Regions from separate parts of the Mus musculus genome. Here region 1 is linked to region 2. Evidence: chromatin loops called from intact Hi-C (ENCODE). Cell type or tissue: heart. All regions are shown on one strand. Links, peaks and the distances in the headings refer to the core of each region. The heading gives the core; the rest is flanking DNA.

Region 1 (8,509 bases), core at 423-8,422, 80 kb before region 2:
TAGGGCACTGGTGTAGGCAGACAGAGACGGCATGGATGCAACCTTGGTCCCTTCCTGGCTCCAGGGGGCAGAGAAGAGAGTGTGACACTACGGGTGTGTGCCCACAGGAGAGCCATGGAGGTGGAGGCCCTGCTCTTGTGCAGCAGTCCGCCCAGCCACTGAGGCGCCTGACCCTTCAGGCAGCTAACCAGAGCCTCCTCCTAGTTGTACAAGGTTGTCAAGGGGCCCTGCTGAGCCATCTGGAGTTAAGCTGTTGGCCAAGAGCCCAGAGCCCTTGAGTGAACAATGCCCAGAACACCAGAGTGGACCCCTCAGGACAGCCCACACATCCTCCAGAGGACTTTTTCTCTATCTCTCACCTGTCCCTCTATCCTGCAGTCTAGAATGACAGCAATCAGCTCCCAGGTGCAGGCCCAGCTGGAAAAGAAGCTCCGCCACCAAGAAGACTATGTGAGAGGCATTCAGAACCTGGTGGGTAGCCAGGCCCTGCTAAGGGAGCATGAGGGGCTCTGGCCTGGCCTGTGGCCTGCAGCTCTCCAGCCCAGGCACCAGAGGCTGCAAAGTGCTGTCTCTGTAGTCTCCCACTGATCTTGCCTCAGTTTCCCTGCCTAGGTATAGCCAGTGGGCACTCTGGACAGTGTGACAGAGGGTCTGTTGCTACTGACTTGGGTGGGGCTAGGCGCTGTCCCGGCAGGTGACCACCCTGTGGGGCAGAGGCCAGGCCAGGCCAGGCACGTGCTGACTTGCCACCTCCTTCTCTACCTGGAGCAGCTGCAGCTGAGCTGGACCATGAGTATAGGAGAGGGCACCAGTGCAGTCCCAGTCCCAGCCCCAGCAGCCTTGGGCCTTCAGACTGCATCTCACAGCCCTATCTCACTCAGAAAAGCAGTCTCCTCTCTGTAGATGCCCACAGCTTATTTCTTAGACACTTGTGACCTCTGGCCTTTGGCATGCTTTCTTCATTCTTGTAGGCTCCAAGTTAATACCCACCTATGCCTGCTGTCCAGGCTTCATCCATCCACTGCCTGACTCCACTCACATACACAGCCTTGCTGTGAAGATTCCACGGCTGGCACTGGGTGTCTGTCTGTGGGCTCCAGCAAGGCTTTCAGCCTGGTCAGCAGACAGCCCTGCCCTGAGCAAGCTGAGAACCTAGCCTCCTCACAGCTAAGAACCACTCTTACAGCCCCGGGGATTCTTACTGGCCAGGGTCACACAGATATTCTCATGGCTGTGACTCACAGCAGCACAAGGGTACAGAGTGGGGTTGACAATAGGGAAAGATGCTGGGCTGAAGCTCCAAAACCCTACATGCAGCGCTCCACTGTGTCACACTGAATGCCAGCCACTTCCCCGGGGATTGTTTTGTGATGCCCGTGGGAAGCATCAACTGGAAAAGCCCTAAGGAGACACACAGGGTTCTACCAGGGCTGTCATACCACACAGGTTCCAGCTTAGTGGAGGATGCACATTTGTATAGTAGGGGGTAGCTGGCCCTCCTGTCAATCCCAGGTAACCAGGTCAGCAGTCCTAGTGCCGCTAACTTATTGCTACCCCACTCCTTACTCCAGAGCACAGACTCTGTGTCCTCTAGGGCTCAGATGTTAGGCATGGCTGGCCTTCCTGGCTTGTGCTGTAGGATCACTGAGGTGTCAGGGGAATACCTGTTGCAGAGCCTCCAGCCATGCTGAAGGAGGCCTATCTGGAGGCGATGCCATGGCCTCGGGCTGAGGAGGCCAGGCAGTGGCTACAGGCCTGGCTGTTCAGGTTGTCTGGGAGTCGAGGCTAAGGCCCACCCAGATGAACCCTGGAGCTGGGAAGGGGTGTGTATGATAAGGTGGGGTGGGGCTGAGCTCAGTGAAGGTGCCTCTGACAGCTGTCTCTGCCCTCCCTACTCCCCAAGGTCATCCACCGTACAGTGTCCTGGGCTGAGACTCAGGCCTCCTGGGTCCTGAGCAAACCCTTGCTGAGCACATCCTCTTATGCAGCCGTGTAAGTGTGCTGAGACTTACTCGCGAGTCCTGTGTTCCTGCTACATGACAGGACTGAGTCTGTCTGTACTGTAGGGCAGCATTGCCACACAGGAGGTTCTCATTTGACAGGTGGGAAACTGAGGCTTAGGCTCTGCGCAAGCACTGTTCACATTCTAGTTAGTTTTGCAAAACACTTAGCTATGGGGAAAGGCATCCTTGGCTAGCAGGCTGGATGTGGTCTAATGGGCAGGAGGCCAGTCCCTGACCTATATGTATTAGGTGGCACACTGCTGCAGAAAGACACATGGGTGAGGGTAAAGCTTGGCTGAGAAGCACAAGAGGGCTCCCCTTTTTAAAGTACGGTTCTTTGGGCCTGCACGTATGTGGGCCCGCATGTGTATGCACTCGTATGTGGATGCCTGAAGCTGATAGAGAATAATGGCCTTACTTGTTGAGGCAGGCTCTCTCAATCAATCCCAGAGTTCACTGATAGGGCTAGTCTTGCCAGGCAGCTTGTTCTGGGGATCCATCTGCCTTCTGAGAATGAAATCACAAGTTCTGTCATGCTCGCCTCACATTTATGTGTGGTTCTCAGTATCTGATCTTGTGCTTGCGTGGCAAGTGCCTTAACCACTGAGCCTTCTTGCCAGCCCAGAGGTGGTGAATTTTGAGTATGCAGCTCTGGGTAGGCACACACTGGTGGAGAGCAGGGTTTGGGAGGTTGCAGAGCCGTGGTACCGGTCTGAAAAGTAGTAAGGAAGCCAGCAGGATTTGAGCACGTTCCAGGTGGTTTAAGGCCTTGGCTTCTGCTTGGAGATGGGCGCATACAAGGGGTTTGGCCCAGGGGAAGGTGGATCTCTGTGTATTCCCACTGGCCCCCATGGTGAGGGGCCTGGCTGTTCAGGTTGCCTGGAAGTTGGCAGCTAAGGCCCATCCCAGTGTCCCTGCACAGAGTATAGGGCTGGCTGGGGTTGCTGGAGCAAACTCAGTGTGGAAGGGATGAGAGGCAGTCAGAATCCAGATGTGCTTTTAGGTCAGCCTGGAGAGGATCAGGACTCACCTGGATGGCGGTGGTAAAAGAGGAGTGAGAGGTGATTTCAAAGTATTTGGCCTCAACAGCCGGAAGGACAGAGGCCCCTCTATAGACAAGGGGCAAACCACAGGGGCTTCTGTGCGTGGCTAAACAGTGCAGTGTAAGCAGAACTGTAGCGGCCTGAACCACAGGACTTTTCTCATGCTGTTCTGTGCTGTTAGATGAGAAGGGATTAACCATGGAGACGTGGGCAGCGAAGGCCTCACAGGTAGGAGCCGGCAAGAGCGCCTACAGTTCCCTTCTTGCCCAGCAGGTGGCAGCATGGTGCCTCTTGGGTGTGGGAAACTTGACCCTAACTCTTGGTTGAATTCCTACTCTGCCTCAGTTTCCCCACCTGTAAACTTGGGACATACCTCAAAGGAAAACGAGTGAAGAAACAGCTAGAAACCTAGCAGGGTCTGTGTAGACCGAGGGCTTCAGCAGATGGCACTGAGTGGCCGTTCTCAGTGCCTCACCCCCAGATTTTTCTCACTCTTTCCAACCTCAGGTTCCACAGCCTGAGAAAGTTCTAGAGTCTCTCCCTAGCCTGGAGAAATCTCTGACAATCCCCCTTTGTCTGGGCTCCTGTTCTGGCCCACTCAGCATCATCTTACTGTGCCTGTAAACCTCTGACAGGTACCCTGGCTTGCCTCCCTCAGTGTCTACGCCCATCCCCATTACCCCACTGGCCCCTGGAGCAGGGTGCACAGGCAGCTGTGGCCCTATTGCAGGACTTTGGATTATCTTATAAGGACACTTCTGCAGAGAGAGGGGAGCCCTCTCTAGGGGGACAGCATCTGTGATTCCTTTCCAGCCTGTGACATCACTGTCCTTCAGGGAAAGAGAGGCTCAGTGAGCCATCTCGACTTGCTGGGGGACCCATCTCTGTGTCCATCTCCTCTGTGTCCATTTCAGGAACCACTCCGTGACCGTAAGGCTTGCCACTCCTGCCTGTGGGGGATGGGCCCCTGCACGCAGCCCAGGTGGTCAGTTACCTGGTGGAGGAGAAATTCCTGTGGCCACTCCACAGGTTGTATGAGCCTAAAGTGCTAGCCAGGTTCTATGGGTTCCAGCATCGCCTGCTGAGAAGCCTTTTCAAGGGTAAGTCCTGCCCACTTCCCGGTCCTCTGCCTGTGGGATCCTATAGGGCTTCATGACCAGTAGGCACAGGAAAGCCTGTCAGGTCCCGTGGAATCGCAGCCCAGCCCCACAAGTTCCTGGGCTTGGTGAGGTCATCTGGGGCTACTGACCCTGCTAGGATTCTGTCAGGAATATAAAGTCCTGGCTGGCTAAGGAGGCATACACAACATCTGGGGGTTCCTTCTGAGGCCAGCCTTCTCCCAGGGGGCCTTGGTGGAGAAAGAGAGGGCTGAGCTCCAGTTGGAGCTGGAAGGCTGCTAATGGAGCCTTATGGAGGAGGCGGCGGTGTCTGTAGCCTGTGGCCCTGATGTGCCTCTGAGAAGACCCCGGGGAAGCCGCCTCTGGCTCGCGCTGCTATATAATTTCTTCATCCTCAGTTTCCTCCCGTGTGAAGTAGAGGGAATGCCACGGCTGGCTTGTGCAGGCATGCCATCTGAACCCAAGCCCTTGCTACAGAGGAGGCAGAGCTTCAGGCGTGGCATAGGGTGGTTTATGGTGTGCCGACATTCCCGAGCTCAGCGTCTTGGGAGCGCCCCCAGACTTGGAAGCACACTTGTTTCTGGGTTAACACTTAGCGTCGAGCTGGTCTGTCCTCTTCTCAGATTGAGCTGTGGTAGCCAGTGCCAGGTCCATGGTGACCTTTGATGGGCAGATGTGGGACCTGGGTCCCTGCTGTGGCAGCTTCCTGCTAGCCAAGACCTCTCAGTAAATGTCCTCTCTGATGCTGAGCCGCACAAGCTCGGAGTTCACGTCCTTCATGTAGAGCTGAATGAACCACGCAACCCTTGTTCTGTATCCTAAAGCTTACCTGTACCCTAAAGCTTAGTGCATGGGTTGGGGGCTGGGCTGGGGGTGGGGAGGACTCCCCAGAGCCTCTTGTCCACATGTTGCCTAAGGGTTAGTTGCTGGGAGTGATTCCAGACTCACCCGTGTGTGTGGTCCACAGGCTTACAAGATGTATGACACTGCCTGGCCTTGGGGCTGCTGGGGTCTAGAGCCATCTCCTGCTGAGCACTGGGTCCAGGGCTGAGCTGAGCAGCTAGGATGGTGTGTCCATCTCCTGGGATGTGCCAGCAGGCCTCTGCAGTCTGATGCTAGGCCTGTGGCACCATGGTGGGTTGGGGCTTGATGTTCCCCACAAGGGCCTTTTCCAGCTCTGCCGGGGCCAGACTTCAGGGATGAGGTGACACGCCCCTTCTCAGCGGCACTGCAGTTGGCCTCCTGGTGGGGAAGGGCCAGTGGGCAAGAACTGGAGATAATCTCAATGGCTGCCTTTGCTGACTGGACACTTCCCTGCTGGGGTCACCATGACTGCTGGCCTCTTTTCTAGTGTGACACAGCTGCCTCCTTCTCAGTCCTGGTCATTCCTGTCCCATTACAGATGACCCAGTAGAAGCTGGACACTCACCCCTGCTTCCAGGGCCAGCTTCTGGCCCAGGGTTTCTGACCCAGCTTGGCTCTCTTCCCTGGAGACAGTCTGGACAGAGTGAAGTCAGCTCTCATGAGGTCTCCCAACATGCAAGTAGACCACAAGAGGTCTTCTGGAAAGCTTCCTAAGTGGCCCAGTGGGCTGGGACTGTGGGAGAAGGCACTGCAAGGCACAGTCCTCCTTAGATCATCTTTTCCCTCCCCAACTTCTGAGAACTCTGGCGTCCTGGGGAGTCAGGAGGGGGAGCTTTCCCAACAGGTCCCTCTTGCTCTGCAGGAATGTCTGCTGGCCTTCTGGGTACCAACAATAATGAAGACGATGAGCTACTACTGCCAGGTGGCACAGAAGCTGCCAGCCTGGAGGAGCTCACCCAGGCCTGGCAGGCTCAGTGGAGGACAGCTGCACAGGTCCAGGGTAAAGCAGGAACCCTGGCGCTCCACTCAAGGATACAGGCATCTTGCTGAGGCTGCTGCACACCAGGAAGTGTGCCCAAGAGAAACGTGCAGAGGGATGGGTCTTGGGAGTTTCCATCCAGGTGGGTGACACCTGTGGTGCTGGAGAGGGGGTACAGCAGCCATACTCAGGGCATGGGACCACCTGTCAGGCCTTCTCCCAAGAACCCTGGTCCAGCCTGGAGAACTGGCCAGAGGCAACTCAGCAGAGTAACCACAGAATGAAAGAGGCCTGATCTAGGCAATGCCCTTCCAAGGGTACATCAGGCAAGCACCGTGATGGGCTGGCATTGGTTTCAGGTGGATCCTGCCCCAGTCCTCAGACTGTGTGTCCAAGACACCTGTGATCCTAGGGCGCTCCAGTCTGCCTGCCAGCTGGTGGCTGCCTACATCCACCTGTGTGCCCAGGACTCTGTGACCTTGGCCCTCCCTCTTCAGTGTGGGAAGTTCTCATCCTGGTCTAGCCTTGGTCTCCCACCTCAAATGGGAAAGCAGTGCCACTCTCTGAGCTCCTACAGGGATGGCAGGTGCTCAGTTCTGCGGTGCTCAGTCCTGCGGTGCTCAGTCCTGCGGTGCTCAGTTCTGTGGTGAGCACAGAGTCCCAACAAAGCTATGTTCAACATGGTTTTCATGAAAAAAGAGCTAGCCTGGTTGGCAGGGACAGGAGGAAAGCTAATTTGAGGCCAGCCTGGGCTACATAGCAAGATTCTGCCTTAATAAAATCAAATAAGGTTGGAGAGATGGCTCCATAGTTCTCTTACAGAGGAGTTGGGTTCGATTCCCAGCATCCATGTGACAGCTCACTACTGCCAGGAGAATGGGTGGCCTGACCTCTACAGGTCACACACATACACATACATGCAGGCAAACACTCATACATGTAAAATAAAAAGTCATACTGTTTTTTAAAAAGAAAAGGAACCAAACAAAAAAAATAAAGTCAGGAAAGATGCCTTGGCTGATAATGTGCTTGCCTTACAAGCATGAGTTGGATCCCCAGAACCAGGGGGTGGGGGGAACTGGGTAAGGTGGTGTGTGCTTCGGATGCTGTGCTGGGAGGTGGGCGGGTGAATTCCAGGCTTGCTGGCCAGCCAGGCTAGGCCTAACAAGGCTAGTTCTGGGCCACTGAAAGACCCTGTCCCAAAATACAAACCAAACCAAACCAACCAAACAACCAAACAAACAAAACCCAGTGAGTATTTCCTGAGGGTTAAGGGGATAACACCTGAGACTATGGCCACCAAGCCAGGTGTCTCAAGGACCCTAAGGACTCTCTGAGTCTTGTGCACTCAGAACTTGTAACAGTAGGTCTGAGGTGACACCCTATGGCCTGTGAACCTGACAAAGACTTCTTTATCCAACCTACAAGTCACAGCTGCAGTGAAAAGCAGCAAGAAATACCTGAGACCTTCACATCCCAGACTCAGGGGCAGCCTGAGAGCCTTAAAGGCATGAAAGATGACACTCAAAGATGAACAACAAGCCAAAGGAAATGTCTACACGTAGTGCAAGAGTCAGCTGTGTGATGCTCAAGTGAACTGTAAAACAAACAAGAGAAAGTCAGGGAAATGGAAAATGTGATGGGTGTGGAATGAGGACCTACTGTGTGGTCCAGGGTATGGAGGGAAGACATACTGTGTGACCTGGTGTGCTGGACAGAGTAAGAGCTTTGAGCCGAGAGCCCTTAATCATGAAGCATATGGTGTCTCAGATACTCTTACTAGGCCCATAGCATATATGGTCCGAGCACAGCTGCAAAAGAAAGGGGACTGAGAGGCTTGGTCCAGCCCTAGCAAGAGACCCTGTCTCAATAAGAAGATGGGCAGTGCCCAGCAAGAGACCCTGTCTCAATAAGAAGATGGGCAGTGCCCAGGAGCCACAGTGCATGCACCTGTACACAAGCGTTTTCACTCAGTCGGCCCACATCCCACCCTGTGTGGGCTTCAGGGGAGCCAGCTGCCCGGCTTCCACACCTGGTCTGCTCTGGAAGCTGGCTTCTGTCTCACCCCACACTGTGCCTGAACACGGGCGTAGTTTGGATATCTGGTAGGCAGTAGTGGTGGAGCCCCCTGCATAACAGTGGGTAGCTAGAGTAGCAGACGTCAGCACCTCCAGCTTTTCACGGTGAGGACATCTAAGAGAAGAGACCCGAGGGCTCTCAAAAGGCTAAGACAGGAAAGTCCTTCCTTATGCTTAGGAGGTGTGCAGAGACCCTGCAATATTCATGGACATATGTGTGCTCAAAGGAACCAGATCTCCCTGGAAACCAACCTTCAAGAGGCAAAGTCTCTAAGTCTCTTGACAAGGACATTTAAATGCTGTCCTTATATGCACAGTAAGCTGAGCAGTGCTGTCAGAGCCACACAAAATATGGAAATGAAAATGACAGTGACCCAGTGTCTAGAACTAAATGGACAGCAACTGGATGGAGGAGTGGATGGGG
Region 2 (8,509 bases), core at 72-8,071:
GGCCTGCCTGGCAATGGGTGCCCATTGCCACGCCAGAGGACATTCAGAAAAGAATAAAGAGTCTCCATGGAACTCTCTTGGTCTCCCTCTTTCCCTTTATGTGCATACGTGTGTGTGTGTGTGTGTGTGTGTGTGTGTGTGTGTGTGTGTGTGTGAGAGAGAGAGAGAGAGAGAGAGAATGCCTCACTGGGGGTGCTGTCCAAGGCTGGATATGTTTTGATTCAGGCTCTATGTAGCATCCTCTATGGAGGATGTGGCTATATGCAGGGAAGCCCAGAGGAAAGTTCCATCTCCTATTAACTCCTATTCAAAAGAAACAGCAGTATGTGGGAGGAAGGAGGCCCTCTCAGCCCTTGGCTTTCACCCACCTTGCCACTGAGGGCTCTTGGGATCTGGGAAGTGAAACCCAGTGAAACCTTAGGAGAGGCAAGGAACACAAAGGTCTCCAAGTGGGTTTGGGGAAGGTTGATAGGGCTCAAATTCATGCCAGAGACCCAAATATGTCTTTCACGTGTGGCCAGTTCTCCCATGGGAGCTGCAGAGGCCTCAGGGCTGGCTGTGTAGCACAAGCACAGAGCCTGTGCCTTAGGTGTACTGCCCCAACAAGGATCTGCATGTGGGGACAGCCCTGGGTGTAGGTGCCACCAGCCACTACTCCTGAAACTTTGGACTTATGGCTACAGCAGCCCAGCCTGCACATCAAACCCAGGGCCTTGTACATGCCAGGCAGACTCTTGTGACAGTGCCTCTATCCTCTGTGAGAATACTTGCTAGTGGATGTGAAGGCCTGCCCAATTATAGCTCTGCATGGTACCATAATTCTTCAAAGGCTCTATCTTGGGGAGGGGAAGCTACCATTCAGCCTGCTAATATGGGAACATCCCAGACAAAGCTGGCTGCAAAAGATGAACAGAGAAGGCAGAACTCATTAAATCAGGTAGTTTCACAACGGCATGTTTATTTAAAAGTGAACTTAGAACTGGAATCCCAGAACTCTGGAGAAGATTCGTTGAGCTGAGACCATCTCAGCAGGTAAAGGAACATGTTGTCAAGCTGAGTTCAAGGAGAGAAACCACTCCTAAGAGTTGTCTTCTGAACACACTCACACATACACACACTGAATGTAAAGGCCCATGCCAGTGAATCCTGGCTGCATGGGTGGTGAGAGGGAATTCTTCAGAAGTACTGAAGTTTGGCCAGGGCCATGTGGGCAGCATTGCCTCCTACAAGAGTGTCAGAGTGATTACAGGTGGTTCTAGTAAAATACCACGACCTTGTCTTTTCCAGGCTGGGTACTAAAGCAAAGACCACCAGGACTCAAAGCATCCCAGGCTGAGAATGGGGGGGGGGGGTGGTCATGTAAGACTGAGGGAGCCCATGGGATACCCAAGATCAGGCTTCAGTTCTGTGAACCTGACCCTTAACTTCCCAGCTGCTGGGGCCCTAATCACCCTGAAAGCCTTTGTTCTAAGATGCTACCCAATCAGGGCACAGTGTCTCGCTACCCACACACTGGCTATACTTCCTATAATAGGCCAGGCACTAGGTGGCCGGGTGGAAAATGGAACTCTGCAGCTGTCTTGAGGCCTTCAAGCACAGGCTACAGGCTGATCTTTAGCTAACCTCATGATATAAATCCTCTGTTACTTCTCCTGGCGTTGATGTCACCGTGAGAAGGGTACAATTACTTAGTTGGGAGGACTGGAGTAGAAAGAAGGGACACACAGAGGTGAAACAAGAAAGCTGCAGATCTGAGATGTGGGCTCAGCACAATCTGACCTGACCCACAGGACCCTAAAAGCTGCCCCGCCCTGGGTGAAGATGAGAGGCAGGGCTTTGTCATACCTGTCACCCTCTGTGGCCTATGCCATCATAATCGGCCCAGCTATATAACTAGGGGCTGTGGGGACTCCCCAAAGCCGGGCCTGCTGGGAGGAGGAGGAGGAGGAAGTCTCTGCCCCGAGTGTGGCCTCCCATGGACACCAAGATGCAGAGCCTTCCCACCACTCATCCCCACCCCCACAGCTCCTCGCGGCCTCAAAGTCACACCAGTAACCAGTGCAATCAGTGCACCTGCAGCCACCACTGCCGGAGCTGCAGCCAGGCAGGCCACGCGGGCTCTAGCTCCAGCCCCAGCCCTGGCCCGCCCATGAAGCACCCCAAGCCATCCGTGCACTCTCGACACTCACCTGCAAGACCCAGCCACCGCGGGAGCTGCCCCAAGAACAGGAAGACCTTTGAAGGGAAAGTGAGCAAGAGAAAGGCCGTCAGGAGGCGGAAACGGACTCACAGAGCTAAGAGGCGTAGCTCAGGTACCTGCAGGGCAAGCGGGGACAAGGGAACACTGCAAGGCTGCCCAGGCGGTCATGGCTTACCTGAGCAACACGCACTCAATTGCTTTCCAGATGGAGTGGAATGGACTGGGGGGAGTGGAGGGGGAGCAGACAGGTATTAAAGGTCCTTTTTCCATTCCTGTCTTTTAGGGCGAAGATACAAGTGACGCACTCCAGGATGTTCCTGTGTCCATTTGATCCCAAAATGAGATAGCCATCACTAGGGGACTGTTGGGATGATGTCACAGGAACATGTCACTGCAGCAATTTCTATGCAACATGGATTAAAGCTTGTACCCTGGAAGACTAGTCTTGAGTCAGCAGCTTTTTAAAAAAAAAAAAAACAAAAACAAAAAAAAAATGTATGTGTACACTGTCGCTGTCTCCAGACACACCAGGAGAGGGCATCAGATTCCATTACAGATGGCTGTGAGCCACCATGTGGTTGCTAGGAATTGAACTCAGGACCTCTGGTAGAGCCGTCAGTGCTTTTAACCGCCCGGCCATCTCTCCAGCCTGAGTCAGCAGTTTTAATTTTTTTAAATAAAGCATTCCTATCCACAAGGGATGCTTGCACGCAAGTGTACACAGCAGACATGACAGCAAGGCAACATTGCTTGGCTAACGGACCAAGTTCAGGGAACTGAACTTCCCAGAGCTTTCCCAGAAGTGGGACAGGCTATCTACCTCACCGCACAATCTCCCAGTCCCTCCCTCTCCCATCTGCGTTGACACTTTCAAAATCACACAGGGGCAGTGGGCAGTACTTCCCAGCAGGACACTGTGAATGCTGGAAAAAGGTGGCTTGCAGGCTAGGCTATGGAACCACGTTTTGCATCCAAGCCTGCAGGACCCTACAATGGCAGCCACTGTACAGTGGGTACTGGGCTCTCTGGACCCCTGGGGGTGGGTCAGGAAGCAGCTATACAGCTCAGCATGTTTCTTTTTCACAACTTTTAGAAACTGAAACCAAGTTGTCCAAAGACAGCTTGACTTGCCCTGTACTTTAGATGGAAGGAAGGCAATCAGATCCCTGGCATATATACTAAAGACTGCATCACTGGAATGTGATGGATGGGAGAGGGCTAGCCAGGGGCAGGGCGAGAGGACACACCCTCTGACTGAGGAGGAGGGGAGATTTCCTGAGAGCAGGCAGAGGTGGAGGCCTGGAGTCCTCTATTTATAGGGTTCTTCTGAAAAGGTCTGCCAAGAGCTTGGCAGGGAGGCAGGCCTGCAGGAGCCAGCCCAGCCTTGTCACCCACCTCAGCACCAATAAGCCTGCCAAGTCCCAAGGGGATACTGTACCCCAAGAGGTTTTCCTCACTTTGCCTGGGCTGGAAGCACAGTTTGGGGATGGAGTTCACCAACCCCAGTACTACTAAAATAGGCTGGTACAAGGCCCTGTGTTTAGTCCCCAGCACTGCAAACAAGCATCCGTGATGCTTGCCAGACCAGAAAGACCTGAAGGCCAGTCTAGGCTGAGACGCGCTAGAGGGAGGCAGTGCTACAAACCCAGCCTTTATCGCCCACCAAGGGTTAGACTGACCATGGCTGCACCACAACCACAGCCACACAAATTCAAGCACCACAAGATAAGTTTGGTTGTGCTTAGGATGAAATATGGCGCTCTGTGCTCTGTCTGGGGAGACCAGGACTTGGCCTCAGAGCTTCAGAGGAGCCGCCTGACAGCTAACAGAGAAACCTGTAGAGGGCAGTGTGCGTCACTGTGAGCACAGGGAAGCCTGCACGCGAACCTCATCCGCCTTCATTCATAAACATCGTCAGCCAGGCACCCACTCCTGGCCTTTCAGGACAAACTGAATCACGAAACCACACAGTGTCCTAATGATAGGTCTGACTGCCTGGATCCTAAGCCAAGGTGTGCTCGGGGCCCCTTGTACAGGCAGATGCTTGCTGGAGTCTTGACCAAAAGTTTGGGGATTACAGCTTTTTTTGGAATCACAGCCCCGCCCGGGGCCTCAGTTTCTCCGGCTGCCCACGTAGTAAGAGTGCAGAGAGTGAGTCCAGGCCCCTGGGAACCCAGCCCAACCCCGCCCGGTTTCCGAGGAACTAGGCCGGGAGCGGGGGCGCCCCTCCCGCACCGCCTTAGGCTTCCTTTGAAGCCTCTGCGGTCAGGCCACCGCTTCCTGGGAAGCCCAAGCCAAGGCCAGGCCGAATGGCCAACGGGAGGGGCCCGCACGCGGCTCTGGAGGAGGGCGGCGGCCCCACAGGTCTCTAGGACTAGCTAGCCGGGTTCCAAGAAGGGTCGAGATTGCCAAGGCCTTCGGGTCCTGGGCAGGAAGGACCCTGGCAGGGAGGAGCTGCTTGGGGAGCACAGGGTCCAGGCGAGGCGGAGCCCTAACCAGAAGAATGCAGACACCCGGAGGGGAGGAGGCGTGTCAGCCCCGCGCTAGCATCCCACACGGCGGGCTGCGATTTGGGGCGAAGGTAGAGCAAAAGAGCGGGCACCAAGTCCTAAGCACCCCAGGCACGGAACACAAGATTCCGGTTGGAGCCGGAACCCCAGAGGTCCCAATGTGGGAAGGTGCGAGGCGAAACCAAGTTAGAGGAACCGTCTCCAGGGAGAGCCTCAGGAGTCTAGAGAGAACCCGAAAGACTTGCCGGAAAGAGAAACCGAAAGCGGGGGTGGGCTGGACCTGTGGGCGGGGCCTGCCTGGTTTAAGAGCCTGATGCAGGGGCGGGCAGCAGCAGAGAGAACTGCGGCCGTGGCAGCGGCACGGCTCCCAGCCCCGGAGCATGCGCGACAGCCGCCCCGGAGCCCCCAGCCGCGGCTCCCCGCGTCCTGCCGCCAGGTGAGCCAAGGCAGCTGCGAGGGAGCAGGCGGGAGGGGATGGGAGGTGATGGGAGCAGAGCCCGGCAGGACTAACCTCGCAGACTGTATGGCAGGGTCGAGGATGCCACGCCTCTGGCGCCCCCCCACCCCCGCCCCGGCTCCCCCAGGAGGCCCCTCGCTCGAGCGGGGCGCCGTCAGCCCCTCCTCTCCGGCCCTGAGCCCTGATCCTCCGCCCGGGTTCCAGTCCCCGGCGTGGCCAGTAGGCGGCAGCCGCGAGGCGACTAGCCACCAGCGGGGACGGCCGGGAGTCGGGCCCCTCTCCACGCCCCCTTCTCCACGCGCGCGGGGAGGCAGGGCTCCACCGCCAGTCTGGAAGGGTTCCGCATACAGGAACGGCCTACTTCGCAGATGAGCCCACCGAGGCTCAAGCTCCGGGCGGATTCTGCGTGCCGCTCTCGCTCCTTGGGGTCTGTTGGCCGGCCTGTGCCACCCGGACGCCCGGCTCACTGCCTCTGTCTCCCCCATCAGCGCAGCCCCGGACGCTATGGCCCACCCCTCCAGCTGGCCCCTCGAGTAGGATGGTAGCACGCAACCAGGTGGCAGCCGACAATGCGATCTCCCCGGCAGCAGAGCCCCGACGGCGGTCAGAGCCCTCCTCGTCCTCGTCTTCGTCCTCGCCAGCGGCCCCCGTGCGTCCCCGGCCCTGCCCGGCGGTCCCAGCCCCAGCCCCTGGCGACACTCACTTCCGCACCTTCCGCTCCCACTCCGATTACCGGCGCATCACGCGGACCAGCGCGCTCCTGGACGCCTGCGGCTTCTATTGGGGACCCCTGAGCGTGCACGGGGCGCACGAGCGGCTGCGTGCCGAGCCCGTGGGCACCTTCTTGGTGCGCGACAGTCGCCAACGGAACTGCTTCTTCGCGCTCAGCGTGAAGATGGCTTCGGGCCCCACGAGCATCCGCGTGCACTTCCAGGCCGGCCGCTTCCACTTGGACGGCAGCCGCGAGACCTTCGACTGCCTTTTCGAGCTGCTGGAGCACTACGTGGCGGCGCCGCGCCGCATGTTGGGGGCCCCGCTGCGCCAGCGCCGCGTGCGGCCGCTGCAGGAGCTGTGTCGCCAGCGCATCGTGGCCGCCGTGGGTCGCGAGAACCTGGCGCGCATCCCTCTTAACCCGGTACTCCGTGACTACCTGAGTTCCTTCCCCTTCCAGATCTGACCGGCTGCCGCTGTGCCGCAGCATTAAGTGGGGGCGCCTTATTATTTCTTATTATTAATTATTATTATTTTTCTGGAACCACGTGGGAGCCCTCCCCGCCTGGGTCGGAGGGAGTGGTTGTGGAGGGTGAGATGCCTCCCACTTCTGGCTGGAGACCTCATCCCACCTCTCAGGGGTGGGGGTGCTCCCCTCCTGGTGCTCCCTCCGGGTCCCCCCTGGTTGTAGCAGCTTGTGTCTGGGGCCAGGACCTGAATTCCACTCCTACCTCTCCATGTTTACATATTCCCAGTATCTTTGCACAAACCAGGGGTCGGGGAGGGTCTCTGGCTTCATTTTTCTGCTGTGCAGAATATCCTATTTTATATTTTTACAGCCAGTTTAGGTAATAAACTTTATTATGAAAGTTTTTTTTTAAAAGAAACAAAGATTCCTAGAGCGTATGCTTTGGCCAAACGTCCTGGGTTGGGAGTGGGGTATACAGACTGACTTTTCTTGAAGTCTTCGGGATGCTGGGGGGAGGGGGGAGGGTCGGACATCATATACATCTCCACCCACAGTGATGGGGACCAAACTTCCAGGCTAGTTGTGGTTTATGACTGGGAAGATGGCCGCTCCTGAGTATCCGTGCCTGGTCTCTGGTATTTCTGTGATGGGATCCTACAGGGACAGCCCCTGACACTGAGTACTGTGTTGCCCCCAGTATACAGAGGAGAAAACTGAGAGACGGGTAATTGACGACAGACCATTCCTGGACTGGAGAGGTGGGCCTTTTAACTGTCCATCCTGCATCAATTTGAAATGGATGACAGAGAGGAAACTTCTTTGCTTCTCTGACCACAACTACTTCCAGGAAGAGGGTGGGGCAGAGAGGCCAGGGCTCCCCGAGTTTTTGGAAGGAGTGGTGGTTCTGCAAGCCATCAAGCATTTCAGAGGGATGATGGGCCATGCTGGCTTGACTTTTCCCTCCTCTCCCCACTCTGCCTTGTGTACTTTTTTGGAGCCAGAAAGCTGCTTTGTGGTCTGTGGTGGCAGGGGCCTGGGTGCTGCTGGTGGCTTGGGCAATTCCCTTTGCCTCTGGGCCTCTGAAGCAATGGTGCTGTTAGGAGCCCAGCTGGAAGGGCTGTTCCAAGACACAAGCAGGGCACTAGAAAGGACCCAGCACTGGCTCTGAGACAGACGCCTGGAGCTTGCTGGTCATCAGGGGCCCACATCCCACACCATCTTCATGAGTTCTGTGACTCCTGCAGCCTGGGACATGCTTCTAGTGGCTTTCCTAATGCTTAATGATCACGTTCAGAGGAAGTGGCTGCTCTGGGCACACTGACACTGTCTGGGCTTTCTCTGGAGCGTTAGAATGGCTGTGGTTCTCCATCCCAGCATGGCCAGTCCTTCAGGGAGGTGAGGAGAGAGCATGGAGGACCAAACCTGCTGTGTGAATGAATAAGGTTCTCCCCATGCTGCTTTTCAGTCTAGCAGGGCGAAGGGCAGAGACCTGGTGAGTACTGTGGTACCATGCAGATCCCCACAGCAAGAGCTTGGGGGTGGAGGGAGGAGGCAGCTAGCTGGGAAACCCCTGCTTGACACCTGGACCCGCCAGGGAGTTAAGCCCCTGCCTTTGGGGAACAGGCTGGCCAGAAGGCAAAGAAAAGCTCTTGGGGTGAGGCCTCACCGTTGCCTGGCTTGTACTGGTACTCACCAGTTCCAGGTCACCTTTAAAACAGTTGCCCTTCACCTGGGCTTCTGGTTGGCCCTGTGGCACTGCTGGCATCCCTGTTTCACAGGCTGGAACCAGGCCCTCCTTCAGACATGGTGAATAGAGAAGCTGTTCTTCAGCATGCCAGGGGGATTTCCTATCTGAAGTTGACAGGTCCTGTTACTCACACATCTAAATCACAGATCCGCTGTTCTGTAAAAGCCTGAGGTAGAACAGCTAGGAATAAAGGCTCCCGTCACACTCCCTGGAGCTGGCCCCTTCTTCCCTTTGTGAGTCATTAAAAAAAAAAAAAAAAAAAAATCCATCCTGACATATGGAAGGTGACCTAAAAGCCCCTGGGAGCTACACTTCAGTGTCTGTGTGTCTGTGGCCCTGTGGCTTCCCGGGGGTACAGATTCTCTATCTGGCCTCAAACCTCAGCCTCATGATTCAGCAGAGTTGACTGACGTCA

What was found. Hi-C counts contacts between places; a loop is a spot of excess contacts. Peaks named below come from ENCODE experiments on the same cell type or tissue, not always from the same donor. Only the 100,000 strongest peaks of a DNase experiment are listed, where the experiment ranks them.
Region 1: a loop joins it to region 2, with 4 times the contacts of the local background. A loop is called at or near these places in 7 of 42 quality-filtered maps.

What each region holds. Positions count from the first base shown.
Region 1 is chr16:10,862,903-10,871,411 of GRCm38, reverse strand. No RefSeq gene overlaps it. Among named protein-coding and RNA genes, the nearest start is that of Rmi2, 32 kb to the right of the region's middle. In heart, for the core only: no CTCF peak of the experiment used is centred there; DNase peaks (open chromatin) are centred at 3,171, 3,711, 4,321 and 5,611; H3K27ac peaks cover 1,009 bases; H3K27me3 peaks cover 1,123 bases.
Region 2 is chr16:10,782,068-10,790,576 of GRCm38, reverse strand. Socs1 (suppressor of cytokine signaling 1) reads left to right here and starts at 5,041. Exons shown (of 2, transcript NM_009896.2): 1 at 5,041-5,146; 2 at 5,656-6,769. The coding sequence starts at 5,706. The coding sequence ends at 6,344. It overlaps Tnp2 (transition protein 2), which reads left to right and starts at 1,922. Exons shown (of 2, transcript NM_013694.4): 1 at 1,922-2,312; 2 at 2,484-2,642. The coding sequence starts at 1,976. The coding sequence ends at 2,500. It overlaps Prm3 (protamine 3), which reads left to right. Exons shown (of 1, transcript NM_013638.2): 1 at 1-69. In heart, for the core only: CTCF peaks have their summits at 4,036 (motif pointing right), 5,108, 5,383 (motif pointing right), 6,202 and 1 weaker place; DNase peaks (open chromatin) are centred at 4,056, 4,586, 5,006, 5,436 and 4 weaker places; H3K4me3 peaks cover 4,196 bases; H3K27ac peaks cover 5,007 bases; H3K27me3 peaks cover 2,021 bases.